Regions from separate parts of the Mus musculus genome. Here region 1 is linked to region 2. A link is a loop called in an ENCODE intact Hi-C map of the cell type or tissue named here. Cell type or tissue: heart. All regions are shown on one strand. Links, peaks and the distances in the headings refer to the core of each region. The heading gives the core; the rest is flanking DNA. Region 1 overlaps Safb (scaffold attachment factor B). Region 2 holds the start of Ubxn6 (UBX domain protein 6).

Region 1 (8,332 bases), core at 315-8,314, 510 kb after region 2:
GTGTAAAGTTGATATTCCTTCTTAGTGGGGGCTGACACAGTAGAGTGTACATGCCTTTTTTTGTGTGTTTGGTCACTAGGAAATAGATATATGTGCTTTCCTTAAAATCTGAAAATAAAAAAGACATTGGTATGGAGCATGGTGGCACAGAGGCAAGAGGATCTCTCTTGAGGTCAGGGTTGGCCTGTATACACAGCAGGTTTCAGACCCAGAACTCTGTAGTGAGACCTCTCAAAACAAAGAAAACAGCTGGTCATGGCCTGGGGCAATGGCACAGTGCATGACAGTGCTGCTGCATAAGTCTGAGGGTGAGTTAGAGTTCTCAGTGCCCACTCACAAGCCAGCTATGGCTGCATGTATCTGTAACACTTGTGATTGGGGGTGGAGACAGGGTGAGCCAACCTAGCTGCAGAGTGAGTGGGAGACCCTGTCTTAAGGGAGTGGCTGGAGAGCTGGGCAGTGGTAGCACATGCCTTTAATCCCAGCAATCTAGAGGCAGAGGCAGGTGGATTTCTGAGTTCGAGGCCAGCCTGGTCTACAGAGTTAGTTCCAGGACAGCCAGGGGTATACAGAGAAACCCTAAAAACCAAAAAAAGAAAAGGGCGGGGGGGGGGGGTGAGGAGTGGCTGGAAAGCGATAGAGGACACCTGCTGTCCTGCCTCTCGGGCACACACACCACGTACACGTATGTTCTACACAACATGGTCTTGTTCTGCAAAATCCTTACTGTTTCTATTTCCCTCAGACTATCTCTCCTCAGCTGGCTTTGTGGCACAGTGGACAGCATTTGCCTAACATTTCCAAGGCACTGGGGCTTGGCTCCAACACTGCACCAAAACGAGGTTCACTGAAGGTACAGGCGGGGGCGTTGTCACAAATTTGAGGCCAGTTTGAACATCACTCTCAAAAAAACAAAATCACCAAGGGGCTGGAGAACTGGCTCAGTGTTTAAGAACACATGTGCTCTTGCAGTGGACCTGACTCTGGTGCCCAGCACTCACACCATGTGCCCTACAGCTACTTGTGAGTCCAGGGCCTAGGACCTGATGCCTAATCTGGCTCAGTAAGCATTAGTGCACCTGTGGCAGACATGTAAGCATCAGTAGAAATGAAAACTTTACCCAATGCTATGGATGAATTAACTGAACCTGTCTTTGAGACAAGGTTTGACTATATAATCCTGACTGTCTTAAACTCACTATGTAAACCAGGCTGACCTCGAACTCAGAGATCTGCCTACCTCCTCAGTACTGGGGTTACAGGTGTGCACCACCACCGTCTGGCTAAGATTTTGGATTTTTATTATGTGTATATTGGGGAGTGTGCAAATCAACTAAGTGCCTACAGAGGCCAGAGGATGGCAGGTGCTTACTGTCACAGCTAGCAAATGAATACCTATTCTTTTGCAGACTCACAAAAGAGAGAACTTTGGTACTTCAAAGTAAATACTAACCTGGTTCCTGCTGTAGCCCAGGCTGGCCTTCACCTAGTAGTGTGGTCCAGGTTGACCCTGAAGTCCTGGTCTGCTGGCCTCTGACTCTTTGGCCTATGAGCTCTGGCCACCTGTGTACTGCATTCTTTCCCACCTTTGCCTACCTTTGGTTGTTTGTGATGAGTTGTGAGGGTGTGGGTGGTCTCTGGTTGACCCAAGCTGTTATGGCTGGGTTTGTGGGCTGTGTTGTGTGTATGTGCTAGTTGCAGTGGCCATGCTGTCAGGAATTGCACTGTGATTGATAGGAGTTATGTTCTAAACTAGGAAGGCCCCAGCCTTGTCAGTGGGTGAAGTAGATGGTTTAATGTATGTGGTTTAATTCTGCATATTGTGTGAGGGTGTGAGAAGGGGGGGAAAACAACACCATTTTAGTAAGATCTCACCTCCTTGTCACCCTCGAGAATACAGGGTGCTGACTGCCTCCTGGAGCTGTTGGCTTTGCTCATTCTAGAATCTCACCAATATAGCACTAGAGCCACAAACTCTTAGGGCTGATTTGCAGTTTGAGAGTATGTTACATTTGTGTGGTTGTAGCCCAGCAGAGGGCAAGGGTCTGTTCTTTCCTTCCTCCCTCAGTTCTTTGCCACACAGGTTGTTGTGTAGTGTCACTGAGTTCTCAAGTACCCTGTTGTTGGGTTTTGATCAAGATTTTTGGCAAGAAGTGTTACCTTGCTTCATGAATTAAACTCAGTGGTTTGAAATTCTAGAAAGGTCTGTCTCAGGTTATCTCTGCTTCTCCATGGTAGGCTTTGCAGAATCTTAAAATGTCAGGGTGAACCCCTCTGCCTGAAGGTGGACAAGACTGTACTAGCCTTTAATCCCAGCACTCAGTATATCCTGCTCTATCGAGAGCAGGAGTATATAGAGGGGCTCTGTCTCAGATGGGAGTGGTGGGGTAACATGTTTGGGGACAAAAGGCCAAATGTTCTGGGCATGGCCTCACCCTGACCTCTGCTTTGAGGGTTGTGTTTATGGTTAGTTTCATGGTTAGAAAAAAATTATCAAGTATCAGTATGGCTTCTCCAGTGGTTTGAATCAGAATGTCCCCACAGGTTCAGGCATTTGAGCACTTAGCCCCTAGTTCCTTCTACTATTTGGGGAGGTTGAGGAGGTATGACCTTGCTGGAAGCAGTTTATTACTGCAGAGAACTTTAAGATTTGAGTCTATCTATCTGTCCATTTGTCTGTGGTCATTACCACCATCCACCCATCCACCAGCTCAGCTGCCTGCCCCTTCCCCATGTCTACTGTACCTCCTCTACCGCTGTGCTTCCCTGCTGAGACGGCCCCTTCTGCAGCCACAGCCAGCTTTTCCTTCATCAGCATCTGGTTACAATGCTTTAGCATATTGGAAAATAGCCGAGAATGGTTTTCATGTTTTAGTTTTATTTATTGGAGATGCATGTTATATATAGTTTTGGCTGGCCTAGAACACACTGTGTAGGCCAACTAGCCTTTATAGAGAGCTGGACACTCTGGCTTCCACCCTTCCGCATATTTCATACACACATACAAAACTTAATAGAGAAGTTAAGGAATTCAGCAGCCCCACAGAACTTAACTGTAATGGAGATCATGCCAAGTACCATAGCTAAGAACATTCCATACTGCTCCATAGTGAGAAGGAAAAAAATGGTGCTCTTTGGAGGGAAGAGCTACAATAGCAAAATCCCACTTGGCCAGACTGTCAGAGCTGGTGAGTGAGTGTATCCATTACAGGGTGGAGTAAAAGAACAGGTGCACAAGATCCTAGGGTCTGGTGTTCATGAGCAGTGAAATGAGGTTCCAACTAGGTTTGCTGGCTCATTCCCATGACCAGCACTTGGAAGCACAGGCAGGAGGATTACTGCAAGCTTAAGGTAGGTAACTGGGCCAACATACAACCTTACTTCAGTTCTGAGGGAGACCAGTTTTTCAGACTAACCTGAGTCCAGGGGTGCAGTGCAGCTCCATGGTAGAACATCCCCAGCACAGAGAGACATTGGATACTGCTTGAAGACAGGTCATTGCTCTCCCTGAGGAGAAAAGACCTGTGAGGGTAGCCTGCCCATGTGATGGCCTGCTTACATGTTTTCCTACACCCCAAGTCATGTGGGCGTTGATATAGGATAACATAGTGTTTCAAAATTTGTTTTGTGCCCACACATCCTCAAGTGTGGAACCCCTGCTCAACACCACAAAACAAGAGTCAGGCATGGTAAACTCTTCCGTTGCATCCTAGGAATTGAACCTGAATACAAAGAAGAGTAGTAGCCCATGCTCTTAACTACTGAGCCAACTTTTCAATCTCTATTCCATGTACTTTATTTATTTATTTATTTATTTATTTTTGGTGTGTTTGCATGTGCACTTACTGAAGCTAGGTGTTTCGTTCCACCATATGAGTTCTATAGATTGAACTCAGGTTAATTTTGGCAACATGTGCCTTTTCCCTGCTGAGCCCCCTTGCTGGCCCAATGTGTGCACCTTTTGCTTGCCTGTGGCCCGTCTCCCAGGTGATTCTCCATTCTGTCAAGTTGACGATAAGCATCCCAAACACAGTGCATTGAGACCTGGCTAGATGAGAGGCCAGGTCTGTGCAGTGAACAGAGCTTGGGACCTACAGAAGTTCAGGCACCTGCTTGCACGACACAGACTATTGGCCTCATGCCCACATGCTGTCTCTTCAGGGAGGAAACCAGAAGACGAGGGTGTGGAGGACAACGGGCTCGAGGAGAATTCTGGGGATGGGCAGGTATGCATCACCTTTTTAGTGGATGAGGAGAGGGAGAGCCATGATGGCACGGTGCCATGACAGTGTCCTCTGTATTGCAGGAGGATGTGGAGACCAGCCTGGAGAACCTGCAAGACATGGATATGATGGACATCAGTGTGCTGGATGAGGCTGACATTGACAATGGCAGCGTGGCAGACTGTGTGGAGGAAGAGGAGGAGGCCACACTCCCTGAGGGCCTAGCAGACAGCACTGAACTGGTAGAAGGAGATTTGAAAGGGCTCCCAGAACAGCTGCAGGAGCATGCTGTAAGCAGCTGGTGCTGGGTGGAGCACTGGGTGGCCTGATGCAAAGTTCATGACAGAGCAGAGTAACAGGGACAGCTGCTGCTGGTCATTGTCCCTTAGGGGAGCCTGAGTTATGTATGGTGTGTGAGTACAGCCAACTGGAGCAACCACTCTGCTCAGCTGGCTGCTGCCTCTAGCTGTTCAACATCGATGCAGCTTCTCCATGCAAGTCATGTATGAGACCAGAGCAATGGTTAGAGTGGTTTAGACATGTATGAGACCAGAGCAATGGTTAGAGTGGTTTAGACTGGCCTTCTGAGCACTGTGTTACATCCCTAGGTAACGTGTGGCTCTGGTAAGTGAGAGTCCAGGCACTTGCTGCAGGGTACAAGTTCAAGCTCCCAGGCCTCAAGGCAATATGTGCTGAAGGATTTTATGGTTACAGGGTTGATGTCTGCCTAGAGAGAGGAGAGTGGGCATTAAGGACCCAGGGGCATCTTTTTGGCCTGTCAAACCTGGAGATTTGGTGACCAAAAGCCTCTGGTATTCCAACAAAACCTCAGATCTCCTACAGTGAGCATTTTGTCCCCTGCCATGAGAACTGACTGAGAGCCTATGCCTGTGGGCAGCACACTGGCTTTGAGTGAAGGGTTTGTTTTGCACTGTTAAGATACAAACAAGGTGTCATAATCAGTTTCTAAAAGGTACGGCTCAAGTGGTGGGCTCCTTGTTGGAAAGTAACACAGAGGCCAGGGTTTAGGAAAATGCCGATTGGCTGGTCGGAGGCTAATTGCAATGTGAAGAGAATGGAAGGGTAGGGGAGCATCGGGGTAAAGTGTGTCAGTGCTAATGTGCTGTGATCTTTAGCTGGCTCTCAATTCCTTCTAAGCTTTGGTCACCAAATTCTAGGTCTGACAGGTGAATGGTTGCTGCCATGGCCTTTCATGTGCCTGTGTCTGAGTGAAGTTTACAAGCAAATTGTGTTGTTGCCTCTTACTATTGTTCAGCAGGGCCAGAGGTCAGTGTTACAACTAAGACCAGCCTTCTCTTACAGCCAAGCCAGTTACCTGACCTAGAGTGGTAGCCATGCCTGTCACAGCAAGTGCGATGACTGCATAGTCACAGAGCAAACCCAGCATCCATAGCAATGAAGGCAGTGTCATGAGGGAACAAAGAGCAGCTGGGATGCTCTTTGCTGTGTGTGGCTTTCATGATGGGAGACAGTTGGCTCTAGGGAAGAAAGAGTTGGGGATTGATCTTCAGTAATTGTAATATATGTGTGTATTACAGTGTATATATTATAATATATATACATATATGTGTGTGTGTATATTGTATACATATACACACACCCATTAGGCCATAGGAGGCTGGGTACTTGGTGTCTAGGAACAGCAGGCCTGGCTTCACAGTACTCAGACTCAGACAGATGTGAGGCACCAGGCTTCATTCTGCAGCCCAGTTCTAAAAACCATTTCTGGAAGATTGACCACAGCCTACTATTCTGGTCACCTGGAGAATCCTGTCAGGTGGTGTCTTCCACCTCACCACACTGGGGCAGCACTCTAAGCTCTAAGCGATGGGAACTGTCCCCTCACCTATTACATTTAAACTGCTCTCCCTTTCTACAGATAGATGACAAGGACACCGTTAACAATGTAGATACGTCATCATCTGACTTCACCATGCTGCAGGTAAATTGTCACATGTCTCAATTGTACCCTCAGTGTAGCCCTAGGTTCTCAGACACCTCCTGTTGCTTGGCAGCTTTACCAACTAAAGTCACCTACCTAGACAACAAGTGCTAGAGGCTGTGTACGACACTCCTGCAGTCTCAGTTGTCTTCTAGTCTGCACTCTGGCTGTGAGCAGATTGTCTTTCCTGAGGACCTGCTTAGAAGAAAGCCCAATGCAGCTCCCTGGCTGCAGGGTGAGGGTGAGGCCTGTGACCCATCCCAGCAGTGCAGAATGCACACTGGTTTCGATGTAGGCCTTTTCCTTTTTGGTTCTCCTCCACAGTTGTGGGATGTTAGTTTGATGCTATGAGTTGGGTATAGGGTCAAATGTTGGGGCTTTGTAGCAGCCTGAAGACCTGCTTGGTTTTCAGAAGCTGTGGGGACTGCCTACCATCTCACTTGCCTAGAGATGTATACTTGTAGGGCCAAGCTTTGTGCATTTTGGGTGGGGTCATCTGGTCTATAAGTTCATTGTTAGAGAAGAACATTGGGATAGGGTCTCCCGGGAAGGGGCACATGGTAGGAGGAGTGGACAGCTCCACAGATACTGTCCAGGTTTCCCAGATAACGATGATGGGTTATGTTTGGTGACCATCAGTGCAAATACTAAACATCAGAACCAGCCAGGTGTGGTGATACACCTTTAATTCTAGTACTCAGGAGGCAGAGGCAGCAGATCTCTATGAGTTCAAAGCCACCCTGGTAAGGCTTCCAGGCCAGCGAGGGCTACATAGTGAGACCCTGACTCAAAACAGGAGAAAAAAAAAAGGTGAGCACTAAGGAGTGAGATGGTCTGTGTGGGCCTTGGACCTCCTAGGAAATGCTGTGAGAAAGAGAGTATTGGTATATAGTTTTCTGTCTGTTCTCTGGGCCACTTGAGCAGAGGGCTTCTAGGCAAACCATTGTCTGTTTCATGGAGGTGTCCACCACTTGGAGCCTATGCGTTGGAAAGGAACAGCTGTGTCTGTTTGTCTTAGTATCTTTTTGACACAGGCTCGTGTGTTAAAGTGAAACACTATAGCACATCCCCTCAAGTGTCACTCTGCCACGTAGCTCCTTTTCCAGTTCTAGAGTTTAGTTTGTAGAGCAGGTGGGTCATGTTGGTGAGTTAGCCAAGCCCTCAGCCTCCCAAGGCATTCAGTTTGGACCTGCAGTCTCCAGTAGGGACCTGAACACCAGAGAATAGAACTGAAGGAGTGCCTTCAAAGGCAGCCTCCTTACTTAAGAGCATACAAGGCACTGACATGGGGTTCAAACCCACTCACAGACCCTGCCTCACACATACTGGCCATCCTGTGTCACTCTGGGCCATCATCCACTGGCCTCTTTGAAAGACACCTGTATTCATGCTTGGAGTATGGGGGTTTATGTCTTTGACAGGCATTCAGAGTTCAAGTGTCTCTTTGTACCTTGGGTGTGTGGTTCTTAGAGGACAGCGGACAGAGTCGGAGTGGCCAGTATAGAGAAGCCCAAACTCTGCTTGCAGCCTAAAGGGTGTGGGAAGTCTGCTGTGCAGTGTGGCCCACACTGGTCCTGAAAAAGACAATTAGGCAAGGCAGACCCCAGCTGGAAAGACAGGACTCCTGGGAGAATCTGAGTCATCGCTGAGGGAGGTTGGGAGTGCTGGGGTAGAACTGTGATTACCCATTTCTATTTGGCCCTAGATTTTTAAAAAGTCAGCTCAAGGCTTTTGCAGGTGAAGAAAGTGTCAAGGGGTTTGTGCTAGGCAGTTAGACATACGTGGAAATTATGCAAGCTGTGCTCCTGATTTCAAGTTCAGTCCTGAGGGAACTACACTGGGAAGACAGGGGGACTGCTGGGTGCCCTGCAACAAGGTCAGCAATAGGCATGGGCCTGAGAAAGGCTGAGGCCATTGGGGCAGCTTGCCTCGATCAAGCAGGGCCTCCTCTCTGGGTCTGGGTTGTCTCCTGAAATCCCAGTTTGTGGCCAGCCTCCTTTACTTTCCATGAAAGTTGGTGATGGAGTGGGGCTGAGCCTTGGGGCAGTATCTTACTTGTGCTTTCTGTTGCAGGAGATGGAAGAGGCATCTTTGGAGCCAGGTACTGTCAATGCAGGGCTCAGCAGTGGGTTCTGCCCACAGTGGG
Region 2 (8,270 bases), core at 271-8,270:
ACCGCCCACGCCTACCCTTAGCGCCCCGCCCACCCGTGCTACACCACACAACTGCCCTCCCTTCTGCCCCGCCCACCACTGCTACAACGCCCCGCCCTCATTGTAGGCTCCGCCCCTGCCTTACAATCTTCCACACCCCACCCACCAATCTACTCCTGCTAAGCATAGCCTAGAAAGACCCTGACACCCAACCGCCGGCCCTTTTTGCCCCCTGGCCCTCGCCCTCTCCGTCGCCCAACCAGCGTCACATACCCTGCGGAATCCGTAAGCTTCTGGCCGGGCCCCGCGCTCTTGAACTTGATGTCAGCCTTGATTTCCTGGAAGAACTTCTTCATGGCGGCAGCGGCCCGGCGGCTTGGGCCGCAGGGCGGAGGGCGCAGGGCCCGGGTGGATGAGGAGCAGGCGGCCAACCACCGGAAAGAAAATATCGCGGCGACGGAAGTCCCGCCTGGTTCACGTGACAATCGCCTTGCAGCACCTCGCGCGGGCGGGGCGCCATCTTCCTGTCTGCGGACGCCGTTGCCGGGGCGACAGGCTCGCCTCCCTTAAGACCGCAGCAGCCACCAGGGGAGCTTAAAGAGAGCATCCAAACAGCGAGCAGCCTAGAAGAGTACCCAGAGCTACTGGAACCAGGGTGGATGTCAGGAGTTCAAGGCCAGTCCATACTACAGAGAAAATGAGTATGAATGTACTGTGCATGAGCCTGAAATCTGCTCTGGGAGAGACAAGCTAGAAGGAGCCGACAGAGAGATTGGTACAGGCAAGGTCAAAGCAGAGACCGCAGTTGGTACAGGGCTTGCTCAACATGTGCAAAGCTGAGTTTAATCTCCTCCAACACTTCCATCTCGTGTGGTGTGTACACACAACAAAAAGTTGGATGCTCTGGACTCAGGCTTTTTAGAACACTACTGTTCATGTGAAAAACAGCCATCATCTAGATCAGAATCACTGTGACTGTGCAAGAGACCCCCAAAATCATATACTTCACTGTTAATGGTCACTCATTAGAAAGAAGGGGGGAAGTGGGTCATTGGACACAAACTTGAGATTCCAGGAGCTCTTCTGCACCCCCTGTCTGTGTGCATGTAATTCTACCCTAATGCGCATGGCATTGTGGTCTTTGGATCATGTAACTGAAGTGCCTATGGGCAAGCTTTCGTCTGTGTTGGTGTGAAATTTGTCAGAGATAAAGCAGCTTTGTGGGCTACCCAGGCTGTTAATAATTTTATTAGTTTTGCCAACCATTAGATCCAAAAATGCACAAAGCTGAAGGATGGGACACCCTGGTGATTTCAAGGAAACAAGCCCCATGGCTGGAGGAGAGCAATGGAGGCATTTGATGAGAACTGTGGAAGACAGGTTTCCAAGAGCTACAGTGAAGAGAGGAGTGGAGCACCTTAAAGAAGGCAGCCAGGATGTGGGCTGGAGAGATGGCTCAGCGGATAAGATCTTCTAGAGGTCCTGAGTTCAATTCCCAGCAACCACATGATGACTCCCAATCATCTATAATGGGATGCAGTGCCCTCTTCTGGTTTGTCTGAAGGGAGCAACAGTGTACTCACATACAAATAATTTTTTTTAAGATTTGTTTATTTATTTATTTATTTATTTATTTATTTATTTATTTATTATATGTATGTACACTGTAGCTGTCTTCAGACACTCCAGAAGAGGGCATCAGATTTTTGTTAGGGATGATTGTGAGCCACCATGTGGTTGCTGGGATTTGAACTCAGGACCTTTGGAAGAGCAGTCAGTGCTCTTAACCGTTGAGCCATCTCACCAGCCCCAACAAACCTTTTTGTTGTTGTTGTTGTTGTTTTGAGAGACAGGGTTTCTCTGGATAGCCCTGGCTGTCCTGGAACTCATTTTGTAGACCAGGCTGGCCTCGAACTCAGAAATCCACCTGCCTCTGCCTCCCGAGTGCTGGGATTAAAGGCGTGCGCCACCATGCCCGCCAACAAATAAATCTTAAAAAAAAAAAAAAAGGCAGCCAGGAAATGTTTAATAAATGTTCCAGGGCTGGTGAGATGGCTCAGTGGGTAAAGAGCACTGACTGCTCTTCCAAAGGTCCTGAGTTCAAATCCCCCGGCAACCACATGGTGGCTCACAACCATCCGTAATGAGATCTGATGCCCTCTTTTGGAATGTCTGAAGACAGCTACAGTGTACTTACATATAATAAATAAATCTTTTAAATAAATAAAATGTTCCAAGACATGGTATTTTAGTCCTTTGGCGGGGGGCGGGGGGGAGCCAGTCACTGGTGGCACATTCCTTTAAATCCCAGCACTCAGGAGGCAGAGGCAGGCAGAACCTGGTCTATAGATTGAGTTCCAGTTTCTTGAGAAAGAAAAGACAGAGAGAGAGAGAGAAAGAAAGAAAGAAAGAAAGAAAGAAAGAAAGAAAGAAAGAAAAAGATAGATTGTGGGGTTTTTTGTTTGTTTGTTTTTGTTTGTTTGTTTTTTAATTTGTAGACTTGCGTTTTACTATGGAGACCAAAATGGCCTTGAACTCACAGAGATCTACCTGTCCCTACCTCCTGAGTACTGAGATCATAGGTGTACACCACCAAGTTCCCCACTATATATGTCAGCGGGAAGGCAGCCAGAGAACCAAGAAGGAGCTTTATTCCTTTGAGACAGGGTCTCTCCCTGAACCTAGAGCTAGGCAGGACACAAACCCTAGCCAGCCATCCTTCATCTCTACCTCCCAGAATTCTGGGCAATTCTCATGCTTCCCTCCTGAATACTGGGAGGACAGGCTTAAGTGAGCCAGTTCTCTGTCAATTTTTTAGGTCCTGAGACGTCCCTACAGCCTAGACATGCCACCTTTATTAGTTTTCCTTTGAGATCATACATAGATTAAAAAAAAACCCACAAGAATACAAACAGTTCTTTATGTGTGAGTCCACATAAAGTGGAAGCTCCAGGAACCCCAAGGACCAGACACAGTCCAAGATACGGAAGTCACGTGCTGGTGAGACGGCTCAGTGGGGTAGGAGCACTTGACTGCTCTCCCGAAGGTCCTGAATTCAAATCCCAGCAACCACATGGTGGCTCACAACCACCCGTAATGAGATCTGATGCCCTCTTCTGGCATGTTTGAACACAGCTACAGTGTACTTATGTATAATAATAAATCTTTAAAAAAAAACTTTAAAAAGATAGGGAAGTCACTAACCCTTCCTGGCCCCATTGGACATGGTTCATTATGGACCCTATTTTACAGCTAGGGAAATTGAGACACTTGGTATCCAATGTATTTTTTACTCAGCATGGAATAGTTTGTGACATTAAGTACAGTAGGTAATCAACACTGTCAATAAGAGAAATAAGCATCATGGGAATGGGGCTTAGAGAAAAGCTCATCTTCTCTAGCATGCAAAACACCCAGATTCCATCCCCACCACCACATAAGCCTTTGGGAAATAAAGTCAGGAGATCAAAAGTTCAAATTTAGCCTTGGGTACATAGCTATTCAGAAAGTAGTCTGGGCTAAGACCCAGTCATAAAAATAAACAACTACTAAGATCAGTATACATTTAAGTAAAGTAAATATGGCTAGTGAAATGGCTCATCGAGTGAATTACTTTCCCCGTAAGCCTCAGGTGAAAAAAAAATGAGTGGTGGGCTCCACAAAGCTGTCCTCTGATTTCTACACACGCTGTAGCATGTGCGTGCATGCCCACACATAGCACGCAGATTTGTTTTGTTTTGTTTTGTTTTTGTTTTTCGAGGCAGGGTTTCTCTGTATAGCCTTGGCTGTCCTGGAACTCACTCTGTAGACCGGGCTGGCTTCGAACTCAGAAATCTGCCTGCCTCTGCCTCCCAAGTGCTGGGATTAAAGGCGTGAGCCACCACTGCCCGGCAGCACACAGATTTTTAAGGCAGGGCACGGTGGCACACATGTTTGATCCAGAGCTGGGGAGACAGAGGCAAGAGTACATCTGTGAGTTCGAAGCCAGTCTGGTCTATATAAGGAGTTGTCCCCACCCCCCACTCACCAGTGAGGACAGCAGAGTGAGACCCTGTCTCCAAATAAAATTAAGAATAATTAAAATGGCTGGGCAGTGATGGCGCACGCCTTTAATCCCAGCACTTGGGAGGCAGAGGCAGGCGGATTTCTGAGGTCCAGGCCAGCCTGGTCCACAGAGTGAGTTCCAGGACAGCCAGGGCTACACAGAGAAACCCTGTCTCAAAAAAACAACAACAAAAAGAATAATTAAAATGCAAAATGTCAAAGTATAAAGGTGCTGTAAGTATAAAGTGAAAATATGTAATGTATTATAGACAACAAAAAAAGAAAAAAATTTTAAATAATGAAAGTAAACAAGTGAGCTCTGTCCCGCCCCCTTCTCAGCCCTGACCTTTCTTGATCACCGCCCCTTCCTCTGCCAACTCCTGGCGGGAGTTTGCTGAGTTCTGTGGAACTTGTCTTCATGTCCAGCCATTGGTCGAGCTATAGCCAATGGGCTTCATAGTTGCACTGATGCCCTTTTGGAAGGCTGTCGTTAATCCGTCTTCTACGCTGATTGGTTGTTTATATTTCGTCTGGCCGAGTCCAAAGGCCTGTTCAGTACTGTTATGTATGTTCCGGCCTCGCTAGGCCCCGCCCCATCACTGCTTGTCATTAGTTTCAGTCTTCCTTTCACCCACAGGCCACTGCCTCATGCAGCTCTTAAGCCACGCCCCTGTCAAGCCCCTGTCCGTTTTGCGTCTAATTCGTCTAATGCCCTTCACCCCGCCCCACATCCTGACTGCGAGCCACGCCCCTGAGCGATCCCCAACCTAAGCCCCGCCCATCATTCCTCTCTAGGCTCCACCCAGTAGCCGCTTAAACCTTTCGTCTTTTACCTCCGACACCCTCCGCCCCACCCACTGGCTCCTAGTCCACGCCCTTGGCTTCTGCTCCGTTATCCAATCCCGTTAACTAGCTCTGATCCAACCCCTCCCTTTATTGGCCCGCGCGCGTCTCTGTGGTCATGAGCGACGGCGACGGCGGCCCCTAGCCAAGGGAGGGCGGGACTTCCGGTCGTGCTGAACCCAATAAGTAGACGCCGGCCGGCGGCCCGTGCGGACGCCTCCGCCCCTCAGGCGTCCGACTCCCGCCTCTGACTTCGCCTCTCACCGCCGTTGCTGCTTCCCGCGGCCTGGGCCTCCGCCGACAGCATGCCGCACGCCTTCAAGCCCGGGGACTTGGTGTTTGCCAAGATGAAGGGCTACCCGCACTGGCCGGCCCGGGTGAGGCCGCGCGTGGAGTGGACGGGCCCGGCGGAGTTGGCGGCCCCGAGCAGAGGGGCCGCGGGCGGGCGGGCGGGCGGGCGCGCGCGGGGAGGCTGGAATGGAGGCTGAGGAGAGGTTGGGGCTGCTGGCTCAGGTGACTGCACTGTGGTTTTCTGGAGTTGAGGAATCTCCTTCCTCCGGGACCACAGTGCCTGGGGTCTGGTGCGTCTTCGGGGAGGTCCCTGGTCTGAGGGACTTGTGTTCCGCTGTTCCGGATCCTGGCTCTGACCCGTGGTCCTTTGGAATTGAGGTGTGGCAATGTTTTGGTCTGAGTAACCTGCATGGTGAGGTCCTGAGTCTCAGAGACCCACAGTCCTGCAGAGAACGGCCGTGGTGCTAGCCTTGACCTCCTCCGGAACCTGTGTCACTTGGTTTGGTGTCCAGGGCCTGAGAGACCAATGTACCAGAGGTCAGAAATGCGTTTAGGGGATCCCAGGGTCGTGGAGCCTGAGGGATGTAGTGGGGCTCAAAGGGTACATGGGCACGTTGGGATTGGAGTGGAAGGGTCAAATGATGGGAAGAGTCTCTTCCAGAGAGGCTGCGCGTGATGGATGGGGGAGCGGGATACAGCGGAAGGAAAGGGACCTTATCTCTATGACCTAAATGAGGGCAAGGGTTGGAAGAAAGCTTTTCTGGGGACCTGGAGTCCGGCCCTTAAAGGGATTCAGTGGGCTGTATGTAGCTTACCTGAGAACAGGCAGCTTCAAGCTGGAGGTAGGAGGCTTTGAGGTTTCCTGTTTGAGAAAGCTGGAGTCAAGCAGTGTAGATTTTTAGAGCCTGGGTGCGCAGGTGGTAGAATTCTGGCCCTGGCAAAAATTGGCACATACACGGAGACCCAAAGGCTTCTGCTGCCCCCAGGACTTGGGACAGAGATCACTCCAGGGCTGAAGTTAGCTGCATCCATGTGTCAGGACTGAAGGAATTTTTGTTGTGCAGATGGTGGCTAGCGTTGCAAGTCCTGGTGCACATGTTCAGTTGCATAGAAACAGAGTTTTGTTGCCTCTAGGTCTTAGTACAGAGGCTAGATTGGCTGTGTCTGCATGGGGGTGGGAATGGAAGACCATACGGCAGGGAGTTACCATGGGGATGCCAAAGAGCAAGCTCAACAGGAACCAGCCCAGGAGGTAACTCCTAGAGGTCAGGACCAGAGGGCCCCATAAGTTCCTGAGGTGTGGGACCGTTGGGAGAAGCAGCCTGGCAGGGCTCGGCAGGGCAGGTTTGAGGATGCTTCTGCATCTGGTATCCTGCATCCAGCCACCAGGGACCAGAGTTTGAGGAGCAGGCTAGGGAGGATCCAGCCATCCCCCGGCGTTGATGAGGTGGGTGGCTAAACACTGGGAAATCCCACTGTGAGTGGGGTGACTGGGGAGCAAAACTTTACATTGGCCACTGCCCTCACTAGTCTACCTCTGCTCTCTATGAAGCTCTTGTCCCTTCCCCCTTCCCAGCCTTCTCCAGCACTGAGAGAACAGTTCCAAGCACCTGATTGGAGGGGAAGGGGCTACTAGCATCCTGTGGGAAGGTGACTGACAGCTGCTGGAACCCATGGGCTTTCACAAAGAGGGTGGGACTTCCGGGTTGCTCTGGGCCTGGCTCCTTCAGCACTCCACCTCATTCCCCCAAATCTCCATCCCTGTTGCTGCCAGATTTACCTCTGGGACAAGAACAGACTGGGCCTTTTTTCCAGGAGGGGCAGTCATTGGCTAGTCCCGGGAGTGGGGAGAAGCTGAACCTAGGCCCACCCCAGGGGCTTCAGGGGACTATACTGGACCTGGCTCGGCCTAAGTACCTGTATGGGGGCCCAGCTTTCTTCTTGGTGGAAAGATAATCACTGTGGGTAGCAGACAGGTTAGTAGGATGCACATAAGTGTGCAGGTTTCATAGCCAGGCATGGTTGTACTTACCTTCAATCCCAATCCCCATTGCTGAGGAGACAGAGACAAGTACCAGGCCACCTTTGTCTACATAGTTTGAGGACAGCCAGGCTACATAGTGAGACTGTCTAAAAGGAAAAACATTAATTCCAAATTAAGGGGCTAAGGAGATAATGTATAGCTTAGTGGACCTGAGTTCAGATCTCTAGACTTGTGTTTGGAAGGTGCTGTGTCTTCCCATGGTGTGCCTCCCCCCACCCCAAACCCCCCTAAGTAACTGGATGGTAACTGGGTCTGGATAAAGCTGCCTCTTGGCCTACACCTGAAGCCCTCTGACCAGCCTGCCTCACACTACAGATTGATGACATTGCTGATGGTGCCGTGAAGCCCCCACCCAACAAATACCCCATCTTCTTCTTTGGAACGCATGAAACGTAAGTGTCCCCTCCAGGTTTTCAGTGTTCACCCACAGACTGGCTTTTTTCCCAGGGTGACCTGGCTCACCTGGAACTGGCCTATGGTTCTTACCTCCAGGGCCTTCCTGGGACCCAAGGACCTGTTCCCCTATGATAAGTGCAAGGACAAGTACGGAAAGCCCAACAAGAGGAAAGGCTTCAATGAGGGGCTCTGGGAGATCCAGAACAACCCCCATGCCAGCTACAGTGCGCCTCCGGTGAGTGCCTGGGAACAAGTGGGCAGTGGAGCATCTATAGGCTCCCAGGAGCAGGGGCTTCCTCAGAAACTTCCAGGATGGTTTCTCAGTACTGTAGATCGGATCTTTCTTTGGGGTGTATTGCTGGGCTTTACAGAATGCTTAGCAGAGTCGTAGGTCTGCTTACTCCACTCCAGGGACACCCCAGGTCATTTTACCACATGTGTGTATAGATATCACCCAGTGCCCACTAGGTGGGGACCACCATCTAAAGATGAGCCTGGATTCTGAACAGGGTGTTGCAAGTCTGGAAGATGCCTCTCAAAAGTGAAAGGCTTGCTATACTAGCACCCTCCTCTGTCTGGGACTCTCAGCTGAGGATTGGGTATAGTAAGCAGTTGTTTGTGAATGTGAGAACTCCTGGTCAGAGAGAAGAAATAATGCCAAGAGCCTGTCTGG

Evidence for each region. Peaks named below come from ENCODE experiments on the same cell type or tissue, not always from the same donor. Only the 100,000 strongest peaks of a DNase experiment are listed, where the experiment ranks them.
Region 1: it touches region 2 in a loop (2.2-fold over the local background); 1 of 42 quality-filtered maps calls a loop at or near these places.

What each region holds. Positions count from the first base shown.
Region 1 is chr17:56,589,529-56,597,860 of GRCm38, forward strand. Safb (scaffold attachment factor B) reads left to right here. Exons shown (of 21, transcript NM_001163300.1): 3 at 4,162-4,226; 4 at 4,307-4,513; 5 at 6,124-6,186; 6 at 8,260-8,287. Among named protein-coding and RNA genes, the nearest start is that of Safb, 8.7 kb to the left of the region's middle. In heart, for the core only: no CTCF peak of the experiment used is centred there; a DNase peak (open chromatin) is centred at 4,553.
Region 2 is chr17:56,074,584-56,082,853 of GRCm38, forward strand. Ubxn6 (UBX domain protein 6) reads right to left here and starts at 443. Exons shown (of 11, transcript NM_001379361.1): 1 at 253-443. The coding sequence starts at 335. Hdgfl2 (HDGF like 2) reads left to right here and starts at 5,048. Exons shown (of 16, transcript NM_008233.4): 1 at 5,048-5,243; 2 at 7,517-7,593; 3 at 7,694-7,832. The coding sequence starts at 5,172. In heart, for the core only: CTCF peaks have their summits at 569, 773 and 4,403; DNase peaks (open chromatin) are centred at 478, 4,838, 5,568, 6,908 and 2 weaker places; H3K4me3 peaks cover 4,647 bases; H3K27ac peaks cover 4,212 bases.